2 separate regions of the Homo sapiens genome follow, and region 2 is linked to region 1. A link is a loop called in an ENCODE intact Hi-C map of the cell type or tissue named here. Cell type or tissue: psoas muscle. All regions are shown on one strand. Links, peaks and the distances in the headings refer to the core of each region. The heading gives the core; the rest is flanking DNA.

What was found. Peaks named below come from ENCODE experiments on the same cell type or tissue, not always from the same donor. Only the 100,000 strongest peaks of a DNase experiment are listed, where the experiment ranks them.
Region 2: it touches region 1 in a loop (2.4-fold over the local background); 25 of 110 quality-filtered maps call a loop at or near these places.

The regions. Positions count from the first base shown.
Region 1 is chr9:71,810,333-71,815,714 of GRCh38, reverse strand. No RefSeq gene overlaps it. Among named protein-coding and RNA genes, the nearest start is that of CEMIP2, 45 kb to the right of the region's middle. In psoas muscle, for the core only: no CTCF peak of the experiment used is centred there; a DNase peak (open chromatin) is centred at 3,064.
Region 2 is chr9:71,965,023-71,970,404 of GRCh38, reverse strand. All of the region lies in intron 2 of C9orf85 (chromosome 9 open reading frame 85), which reads right to left. Among named protein-coding and RNA genes, the nearest start is that of C9orf85, 56 kb to the right of the region's middle. RefSeq lists an enhancer at 5,150-5,382. In psoas muscle, for the core only: no CTCF peak of the experiment used is centred there; no DNase peak of the experiment used is centred there.

The DNA of each region.
Region 1 (5,382 bases), core at 246-5,245:
GGCCTCAAGTGATCTGCACACCTTGGCCTCCCAAAGTGCTGGGATTACAGGCATGAGCCACTGTGCCTGGATATATATATATATATATATATATATATATATATATATATTTTTTTTTTTTTTTGAGATGGAGTCTTGCTGTGTCTCCCAGGCTAGAGTGCAGTGTCACGATCTGCAACCTCTACCTCCCAGGTTCAAGCAATTCTCTGCCTCAGCCTCCTGAGTAGCTGGGATTACAGGCACCCGCCACCACACCCAGCAAATTTTTGTATTTTTACTAGAGACGGGGTTTCACCATGTTGGCCAGGCTGCTCTTGAATTCCTGACCTCATGATCCACCCACCTTGGCCTCCCAAAGTGCTGAGATTTCAGGCGTGAGCCACCATGCCTGGCTGATATTCTTGATCTATTGTTTTCTTCAGATTTTCTGAAAACTTTACTCCTTTGCTGCACTTCAAGTCTGCAAAATTGACAAATGAAAGTGTCGGGGCAGTTGGGGAGAAAGAGGCCTTCAGATATACTCTATAAATCATCAAAATATGATGTGCTATATATTCTCGGCATAAACTGGAAATGAAAAAAACTTGCTACAAATAGGAGTGACTCCTTTGGGCTTAAATTGGATTGGCAGCAACACAGATTCTGCTGTGGATTGAAGTCATTTTCTACCTCGGCACTACTCAGTCCATGGGGAATGGTGAAGTTATGATTTTGCAGCAAGATTCTGGGAGCAGGCCAGCATCTACATCTGTTCTAAACTGTAAGTGGGGCTGGAAAAATGCTTTGAAAAAAAGCCAGGGTAGGGAGGTGAAAGAGAACACAAAACCTTTACTCTCAAAAAGGCCATGGACAGTGAATCGATCAATTACAAAGACATTAGATTTAGAGAAAAGTTCTTACAGAAACAACATGTATATAATAATCCTGTCTCCATCTTCATCTGTTAAGTTTACTCTCATTTCTGACCATTCAAGAGTCATAATACATAATACAAGAAAACCGTATTAGGGAGGACTGAAACGTGACTTACGATACTTGGGATGAGTCTTTAATGAGTGAAATTCAGTGCTTTGGTAACACTTAGTAGACATTCAACACATTTTAGTGAATTGCATAATGGATCTCTCTTCTCCAAATATGTGACTACACCATCTTATAGGAACCATTTGTTTTCATTTTTACATTTTTTCCACCAAGCCGTTCTGTCAATTGAATCACATTAAGACCATGGGAGGAGTGTGGCCCACTTACCGGAAAGAGTTTGGAAATAGGCTGGCCTGGGTTCAAGTTCCCACTCCATTTCCTGGCTATGCTGCATCATGCAAGTTGCTCTCTGACTCTCAGCTTTTTCACCTGAAGCGGGGAGAGTCATGACTAATTCACTGGGTTGTTGTGAGGACCAAGTGAATCCTTGGGAACACAGAAAGCACAGGATAAGTGTCAGTTCCCTTTCTCTCTAATCCCTGTGAGTTCCATTTTCTTCTATCTTCTTCTTGTCCTCCAGACACGGGTGTATATCCACAGTCTTGATTTCTGGAAAGGTATCTTTGTCTGATTGGAGGCAGTGAAACAAACTTGGCTTGTACAAACTTTAAATTATTTTTTTCTGATAGCCAAAAGTAGCTAGAAAAAAAAACCAAGATGGAAAAACAGATAAGTGGCATCTATGCACAAGGAGGGAAATTCTGAGCCCATTTGGATCAATCACAATGGATTTTGGGAAGCTGGGGCAAGGGTCAACTGGGCTATTTAGCCAAAATGCCAGATTCTTGGAAAAACTTTGAAATGGCGGTTAAATCTCAGTAAGCAGCAGATAGAAAATTCAAAATAATAGTAATGATTGAAATAATTTCTATATGACTTGCAAGTATGTACAAGCATGTATACTTTCAGTTTCTCAGAAAAGCACAATATATTTCCTAATTAACAGAATATACCAAAAAAAAAAAAAAGCTCGAAAGGGTCCCTGGGGCCTTACTCAGCCTCTTTCAGTCCATGGCTTCCCTATGTAAAATGGGAGGATCAAAGGATTGAAATGGAACTGATTATTTCTAAGGTCCCTTGTTTAATCTAACATTCCAAGATTTTGTGCTTTTTAAAAACTGATATTAAAATTATTTTAAACTTCCTATATTAACAACAGATAATAGGGATTTACTGAGACTTCATTTAATGTAAATGACTCAGGTCATTCATTTCCTACAATAGTCCCAAGAAGTAAGTACCATTATTATTCCCATTTTACAGATGAGGAAACTGAAGCTGAGAGAATTTAAGTAATTTTTTGAAGATCACTCAGTTAAGAAATGGTGGAGCTCAGATTTAACTGGGACTTTCTGAGTCTATAATTCATGCTTTTAACCTAAACCTATACTGTCTCCCAGTATACAGCACACACATTGTTCATCGAAAATGGAATTAACTTTATTGGCAACAGAGAAAATTCAATCTTGAGGAAAACATTATCTTAAATAAATAGTATAGTGGATAATTATACATATTGAAACCAAGAAATTTTCCAATGCTTTGGACAGTGAGTCCTGTGGGTGGCCACAGTGTTTTATTTATCTGGCTCCTTCTTGCCAGACATACTAGGTATTGAGTAAATTTTTATTGACTGAAATCTATATTGCATGACTTCATTATTAATCAGTATAAGGTCTTGAAGGCTGGAAGCAACTTTTATAGCTCATTTCATCTATTGACTCCCTAGCCCACCCCCAATATTTTATAGAAGAAGGAACTGAAAAGAGGGGAGACTGTGAGATGTAACAAGCACCCAGGGCTCCTAATTCACAGTCCAGGCCTCTTTCTACTTTGCTGTCATATGGAATTCTTTGCTTCCTGAAAGACTGTTACTTCCTGACAGTGTATTCACGGTGTTCAAAGCCCAGCTCTGCACTGGTTGAGATACTCAGTCCTTCAGTTTAAGCCCTCTCCATTTTTGTCCATTATCCACCCTCAAAACAGGCTGGGAGCATGGCAGGAAATGCCAGCTGGCATAGCAGAGCACTCCCTTGAGAAAGGACTAATTTTGCCTGGCCTTGGAGAACTTGCTTGCCTTTTTGCAGCTGTGTCTGCACCAATATGTCTGGATGTACAAGAGCCAAGGGGATGTTTCACCATCTGCCGGTTCAGTGGGGAATTGGCCTTTCTGCTATGCTCACAGGGTGTTGGAAGGTTTAGTGGCTCAGGAACAGCCTGCTGAGGCGCTCCTTTTTGGATAGAATGTTACTCACAGAAAGGAAACTGTGCTGAGCTCCAGAGCCAAGGGTGTGCTTGAGGCTTGACAAATGGTTTGCGCACAACTGCAATAGTAAGCGTGCTCTGAACACATTGCAGCACTGATGCGTATTTTCTCTTAAATATACGCCCTTATCCCATTTGGACAATCAACTGAGAAGAGTCTGGCTTAAAAAAAAAAGAAATAACTTTTTCTTAATTACAAAAATAGTACATATTTATTGTAGAATATTTAGAAAGTACAGAAAAATACAGAGAAGGAAATAAATACTCTTCATCATATTACCATTCAGGGAGAATCGTTGTGGCATTTTTGTTATATACTCTTTACAGCTTTAAAAATGATATTTGTGGCTGGGCACAGTGGCTCATGCCTGTAATCCCAGCAATTTGGGAGGCTGAGGCGGGTGGATCACCTGAGGTCAGGAGTTTGAGACCAGCCTGGCCGACATGGTGAAACCTTGTCTCTACTAAAAATAAAAAAAATTGGCCAGGTGTGGTGGCTCACGCCTGTAATCCCAGCACTTTGGCAGGCCAAGACGGGTGGATCACGAGGTCAGGAGATTGAGATTACCCTGGCTAACACAGTGAAACCCCGTCTCTACTAAAAATACAAAAAATTAGCCGGGCGTGTTGGCGGGCGCCTGTAGTCCCAACTAATCGGGAGGCTGAGGCAGGAGAATTGTGTGAACCCGGGAGGCAGAGGCTGGAGTGAGCCAAGATCATGCCATTGCACTCCAGCCTGGGCAAGAGAGAAACTACGTCTCAAAAAAAAAAAAAAAAAAAAAAAAAGATATTTGTATGGATCCTATGTGTTTTTTTGTGTGTGTATGTGTAGATATTCTTTTTTCTTAAAATACATAATAAACATCTTCTCATACCATTAAATCTTATTTTACAATATTTTCAGCAGCCTATACTATTCCATCCTATGCTTTTACCATAATGTAGTTAACCAGTTCCCTCTTGTTGGGTACTTAAATGTTCTTCAGGTTTTTTTGTAATTATAAATAATGCCGTGATCAAAATTCTTTTCCCTAACTCTGATTGTTTTCATAAGCAAATCCTTTTTTTTTCCCAAAGAGGGTCTTGCTATATTGCCCAGGCTGGAGTGCAGTGGCATGATCATAGCTCACTGCATCCTCGACTTCGTGGACTCAAGCAATCCTCTGCCTCAGCCTCTCAAGTAGCTGAGACTACAGGCATAAGCCACTATGCCCAGATACTTTTTTCAGTTTTTATTTTTGTAGAGACAGGATTTCAACATGTTGCTCCAGCTGGTGTCGAACTCCTGGCCCCAAGCAGTCTTCCCACCTCAGCCTCCCAAAGTACTGGGATTATGAGAATGAGCCACCGTTCCCAGCTGTATGCAAGTTCTTAAAAGCAAAATTGTTGAGTCAAAGGTCATGACTATTTTCTACTTGGTATTCACTGCCAAATTGCTTACCAGCGTTATGCCAACTTACATTCCTACCAATGGCATATTAGAGGGCAAATTTCCTAGTGTCCTCACTAATGTGGGGAGTTAGCTTTTAAAATCATTGCCAAGGAGAGAAGTGAAAAATATTAGCATTCAACCTCTACACTTAAATGTAGGTGATTTACCACAAATGTTCTTAATTTATTTTATTTTATTTTGTTTTATTTTATTTTGAGACGGAGTCTCATTCTGTTGCCCTGGCTGGAGTGCAGTGCTATGATCTTGGCTCACTGCAACCTCCGCCTCCTGGGTTCAAGCAATTCTCCTGCATCGGCCCCTGCTAGTAGCTGGGATTACAGGCACCTGCCACCATACCCAGGTAATTTTTGTATTTTTAGTAGAGATGGGGTTTCACCATGTTGGCCAGGCTGGTCTCGAACTCCTGATCTCAGGTGATCTACCAGCCTTGGCCTCCCAAAGTGCTGGGATTACAGGTGTGAGCCACTGCGCCTGGCCAAATGTTCTTAATTTAAACCAAAGTAGGTTGCAAAGAATCACAGACAGTCTCTTTTGTTCCCAGATAAAGACAATCACACTTGAGCTAGTTTTGCACATTTTATTTTTTTTTCCTGTTAATTATACCAAAAACCATGACACCATCCTGCACTCAGTTTGCAGATGAAAATATTGTAGAGCAGATAACCATATATGTATGGGAT
Region 2 (5,382 bases), core at 307-5,306, 150 kb before region 1:
CTTATTCTGTATGAACGTTATCAGCCAAAATGACAATTTTAGAACACTCTATACAAGAGCAATACATTGTCTTCAAGTATACATGGAACATTCTCTAAGACAGACCATATTCTGGGCCATGAAACCAACCTCAACATATTTTAAAAAAGAAAAAACTGGCCGGGTGCCGTGGCTCACGCCTATAATCCCAGCACTTTGGGAGGGCGAGGTGGGTGGATCACCTGAGGTCAGGAGTTTGAGACTAGCCTGGCCAACATGGTGAAACCCCGTCCCTACTAATAATACAAAAAAAATTAGCTGGGCATGGGGGAGCACATCTGCAATCTCAGCTACTTGAGAGGCTGAGGCAGGAGAATTGCTTGAACCCAAGAGGCGGAGGTTGCAGTGAGCTGAGATTGTGCCATTGCACTCCAGCCTGGGCGACAAGAGTGAAACTTTGTATGAAAAAAAAAAGAAAAAACCCTGAAATTTATATAAAGTATATATCATCTTGCCACAGTGAAATTAACAAAAAATCAATAACAGAAAATATCTAGAAAATGCTCAAATATTTAGAAAATAAAACACTTCTAAATAACCCACAGATCAAAGAGGAATTCACACACACAAAAAGAAAATATTTTGATTGAATGACAATGAAAATGCATCAAAATTTACAAAACGGAGCTAAAGAAGTCCTTGAGAAATTTATTTTAATACATGATTACAAATTATATTAAACAAAAAAGTTATCTAAACTTTTACCTTTAGAAAATAGAACAGTAAATTAAACTCAAAGCAAACAAAGGGGTGCTGTAATAAGAACAGAATCAATGATACTGAAAACAGAAAAATAAAATCAATGCAGCCAAACGCAGGCTCTTTGAAAAGATCAATATAATTCATAAATACATACACTGAAACATCAGGAATAAAAGATGGTACAGCACTATAGATCTAACAGACATTGAAAGAATAATAAGAGGCTGGGTGCAGTGGCTCATGCTGGTACTCCCAGCACTTTGGGAGGCTGAGGCAGGTGGATCACTTGAGGCCAGGAGATTGAGACCAGCCCAGCCAACATAGTGAAACCACATCTCTACTAAAAATACAAAAAATTAGCTGGGCATGGTGGTGTAATCCCAGCTACTTGGGAGGCTGAGACAGGAGAATCACTTGAACCTGGGAGACAGAGGTTGCAGTGAGCCAAGATTGCGCCACTGCACTCCAGCCTGGGTGTTAAACACAGCGAGTTCTAAGTTTCTCTTCAAAGAATCAGTATGTCAGTATGTTCAGTTCTTTGTTCTCCATTTTCAAGTTTAACTTCCTTGTTCTCTTCATCTCTTTGCCCCTAGTTTCAGTAAACAACCTTCCCGCCAGTTCTAATCAGTAGTTCACATCTGTTCCCCTGGTCACCTGCTCCGTCCTGAGTCACCCCTGGTCACCTACTCTGACCTGAGTCACCTTTAGTCACCTATTCCATAACCGTCTTTCCTGCCGAAACTGCTCACCCCGCCACTCTGGCTCATATCCCTGCTCTGTTTAAAATAGCCAGTTGGAATTAGCTTAGATTGTGTGGTCCAACCCTAGCCAATAGGGGAACGACACAGCAGTAGAGGCTACCTGCGTCAGGGATAAGAACCCCTTCCCCTCCTTTGTTCAGGTGTACTCTTGCCATTGCTCCATCCGCGAGACACACCCTTCTATAGAAGTAAAATTGCCTTGCTGAGAAAATTTATGTTTGAGTGCTATTTCTTTGGTGGCACCGAAAATTTATTTCTAACAAATGACAAAGCAAGACTCTGTCTCAAAAAACAAAGAATAATGGGAAAATTTTAGATTTAACTCTATGCATATAAGCCCAACAACTCTGTAGAAATAGCCAAAGTTTTGCAAAGAAAGAATATCAAAACTCACTGAAGAAGAAATAAATATACTCCTCTATCCATTAAAGAAAAATTTAATCATAACTCTAAAAAAACTCTCCTAATTTTTTTTTTTTTTTAAGGAAAACTCCAGGCCCAAATGGCTTTACTGGTAAATTCTATCAAATATTTAAGAAATAATACTGATCATATACAAATCCTTCCAGAAAAACAAATAGGAAGAAATATTTTTCAACTCATTTGATAAGGCTCTAATATCAAGACAAAAAAAAAGCAAACAAGAAAATGACAGATGAGTATTTCTAATGAACAAAGATGTAAAAATCCATGACAAAATGTTAGCAAATCAAATCCAGCAATATATAAACATCTTGCACACACGCTTGCTCACTCTCTCGCATGCTCATTCTCTTGCATGCACTCTCTCTCTCTCTCTCTATATATATATATATGCAGCAATGGATTTATCCTGGGAATACAAGGCTAATTCAGTATATTCAAAGCCAATAAAAAAAATTCACTAAAGCAATGTTCTAAGAAAAACCATATGATGATGTTATTAGATGTGAAAAAAGCTTTACAAAAATATAACATCCGTTTATAACAACTCTCAGTAAACTATGAACTGAAGGAAACACTCTCAACCTAAAAACAGATAACTACAAAGAAACTACAGCTAATTTCCTACTTAATGATGAAAGACTGAATACCTTCCCTGTAAGATCAGAAACAGGGCAAGAATATCTGCTCTCAACACTCCTTTTCAGCATGATATTGGAGGTCCTAGGCAGTGCAATGGCAGCCAAAAAAAAAAAAAAAAAAAAAAGAAAGGTCATAGAGATTGAAAAGAAGAAATAAGTGTCTTTATTTAGAAGAAAAAATCACTGTCTATATAGAAAACACCAATGAATCTATTTTTTAAAATGAACTGGACATAAACAGTGAGTTTAATAAAATCACAATATATGGGGTCAGTAAACAAACATAAACTGTATTTTTATGTTTCTAGCAATGATTAATTACTTTGTATAAGAAAAAGCAAAGAAATTACAACAGCCAAAAGAGTTATGAAAATGAAAAATGAGGTTGGAGAATTCTCACTATGTGATTTCAAGACTTATCACAAGGTAGTGATCAAGGTAGTGTAGTACTGGTGAAAGGACACACAGATCAATGGAATAAAGACCAGAAACAGACCCACGTACATATATGACCAACTGATTTTCAAGATAGTAGAAAGGAAACTGAATAGAGAAAAGACAGTCTTTTCAACAAACAATGTTGGAAAAACTGACTATCCCTAAAATTAACAAGAAATAGAACATAAATTCAAATATAAAATCAAGAATTATACAACTTCTAGAAGAAGAACCCTCAGCTAGGCAAAGACATCTTATCTACAACAACAAAACCATGATCTAGAAAGAATAATTTGTTAAATGGGCCCTCTCCAGAATAAAAAATGTCTCCTCTTCAAAACACACTCTTAAAAGAATGAAAAAACAAGCCAGAGGGTGGCACAAAACTTATTAAGTATTTTGAACATCTTACAAACGGCCAGCAAAGCTGTCTTTTGTGAGGATGATTTGCATCTGCAGAGGAAATAAAGTGAAGTAAACAACAGATATAAACAGGCTTTCTCTGAATCCCGCCCTTGTCTGGATCTAGGAAAGATCAACTCAGCTCTAAAACTTTAAAGGTCTGACAGAAACATTTACCAGAGGCCCTGTGGGGCTACCACCTGTGAGGTTTCATCTGCATAACAAGACTGCCTTTGCCCAGGTTTCTCCTCTTCTCCCCCACTCATAACTGTCTTTCCACAATATCCTGCTTTGCCACAATCTGAGCCCCCCATTCTCTCTGTAACATCAAGATGATACAAAAGCGTTAACCATCTTGCCTTTGCGTTTTTTTTATAGTCATGACTCCTGTGCACACGTATGCACACAATAAAATTTGTACATCCTTTTCCCTTGTTAATCTATGTATTATGTTTGTTTTATAGATTCAGATTACCAAAACTTCAGGGGAAAAATTCAAACCTCCCTAAAATGGTAAGGAAAAATTTTAAATTCTCCTAAATATAAATTTTTCCAAATTTCCCTTAAAAATGGCTATATTGTATTTTATGAGTCCATTGCTAAGAAAACTTCAGAAATGTCAAAATGATGATAGTTTTGCCTTCTTTTCATTTCTTTATGGAATACACATGTTAAAAGAAAAAATTCAGCTGAATTACATTTAAAGGAGTTTAATTGAGCAATGAATGATTCACGAATCAGGCAGCCCCCAGAATCACAGCAGATTCAGAGAGACTCCAGGCATGCCTCATGGTCAGAACAAATTTATAGACAAAAAAAGTAAAGTGCAGTACAGAAATAGGAAGGGAGGTATAGAAACAGCTGGATTGGTTACAGGTTAGCATTTGCCTTATTTGAACAGTTTGAACACTCAGCAGTGTATGAATGGTTGAAGTATGGCTGCTGGGATTGGCCAAGACTCAGCTATTGTTACAGGCGCATACTCCTGTTAGTTAAACTTAGGTTTTCAATCTTGTCTACCTATTAAATTAGGTTGCAGTTCATCCACAAGGACTCAAATATAGAAATAGGGAGTCATTATCAAGCTATCTTTAGTTCACTTTAACACACACAATTCCCAGAAACAATCACTCAAACAATTCTGACCATACATATACCACAACTAATCATTTTAGTGGAAACTATGGTCAAATAAAAACACAGGTCACCACTGTTTACATGTTTCTTGATAAAGGAAACAATATACTTCTTAAAAATACTACTATTGGGTGGGCACAGTGGCTCATGCCTGTAAACCCAGCACCTTGGGAGGCCCAGGCAGGAGAATTGCCTGAGCCCAGGAGTTAGAGAACAGCCTGGGCAACATAGAGAGACCCCATCTATACAAAAAACAAAAATTAGCCAGGTGTAGGGGTGCACACCACCTACCAGAGTGTAGTAGTCCCAGCTACTCAGAGGCTGAGGTGGGATGATCACTTGAGCACTGGCAATAAAATAGTAGGAAAAGAACACTAGTTTGGGAAACTGGAGACCTTGATTCTAGCCCGCCCTTGACATGTCCTTGTCATACTGACAGGACTAGCTGAATTTCCTAGGCTGACTAAGAATCCCTAAGCCTAGCTGGGAAGGTGACCGCATCCACCTTTAAACATCAGGCTTGCAACTAAACTCACACCCGACGAATCAGGTAGTAAAGAGAGCTCACTAAAATGCTAATTAGGCAAAAACAGGAGGTAAAGAAATAGCCAATCATCTATTGCCTGAGAGCGCAGTGGGAGGGACAATAATTGGGATATAAACCCAGGCATTCAAGCCGGCAATGGCTACCCTCTTTGGGTCCCCTACCTTTGTATGGGAGCTCTGTTTCTACTCTATTAAATCTTACAACTGCACTCTCTTCTGGTCTGTTTGTTACTGCTCGAGCTGAGCTTTCACTCATTGTCCACCACTGCTGTTTGCTGCCGTCGCAGACCCAC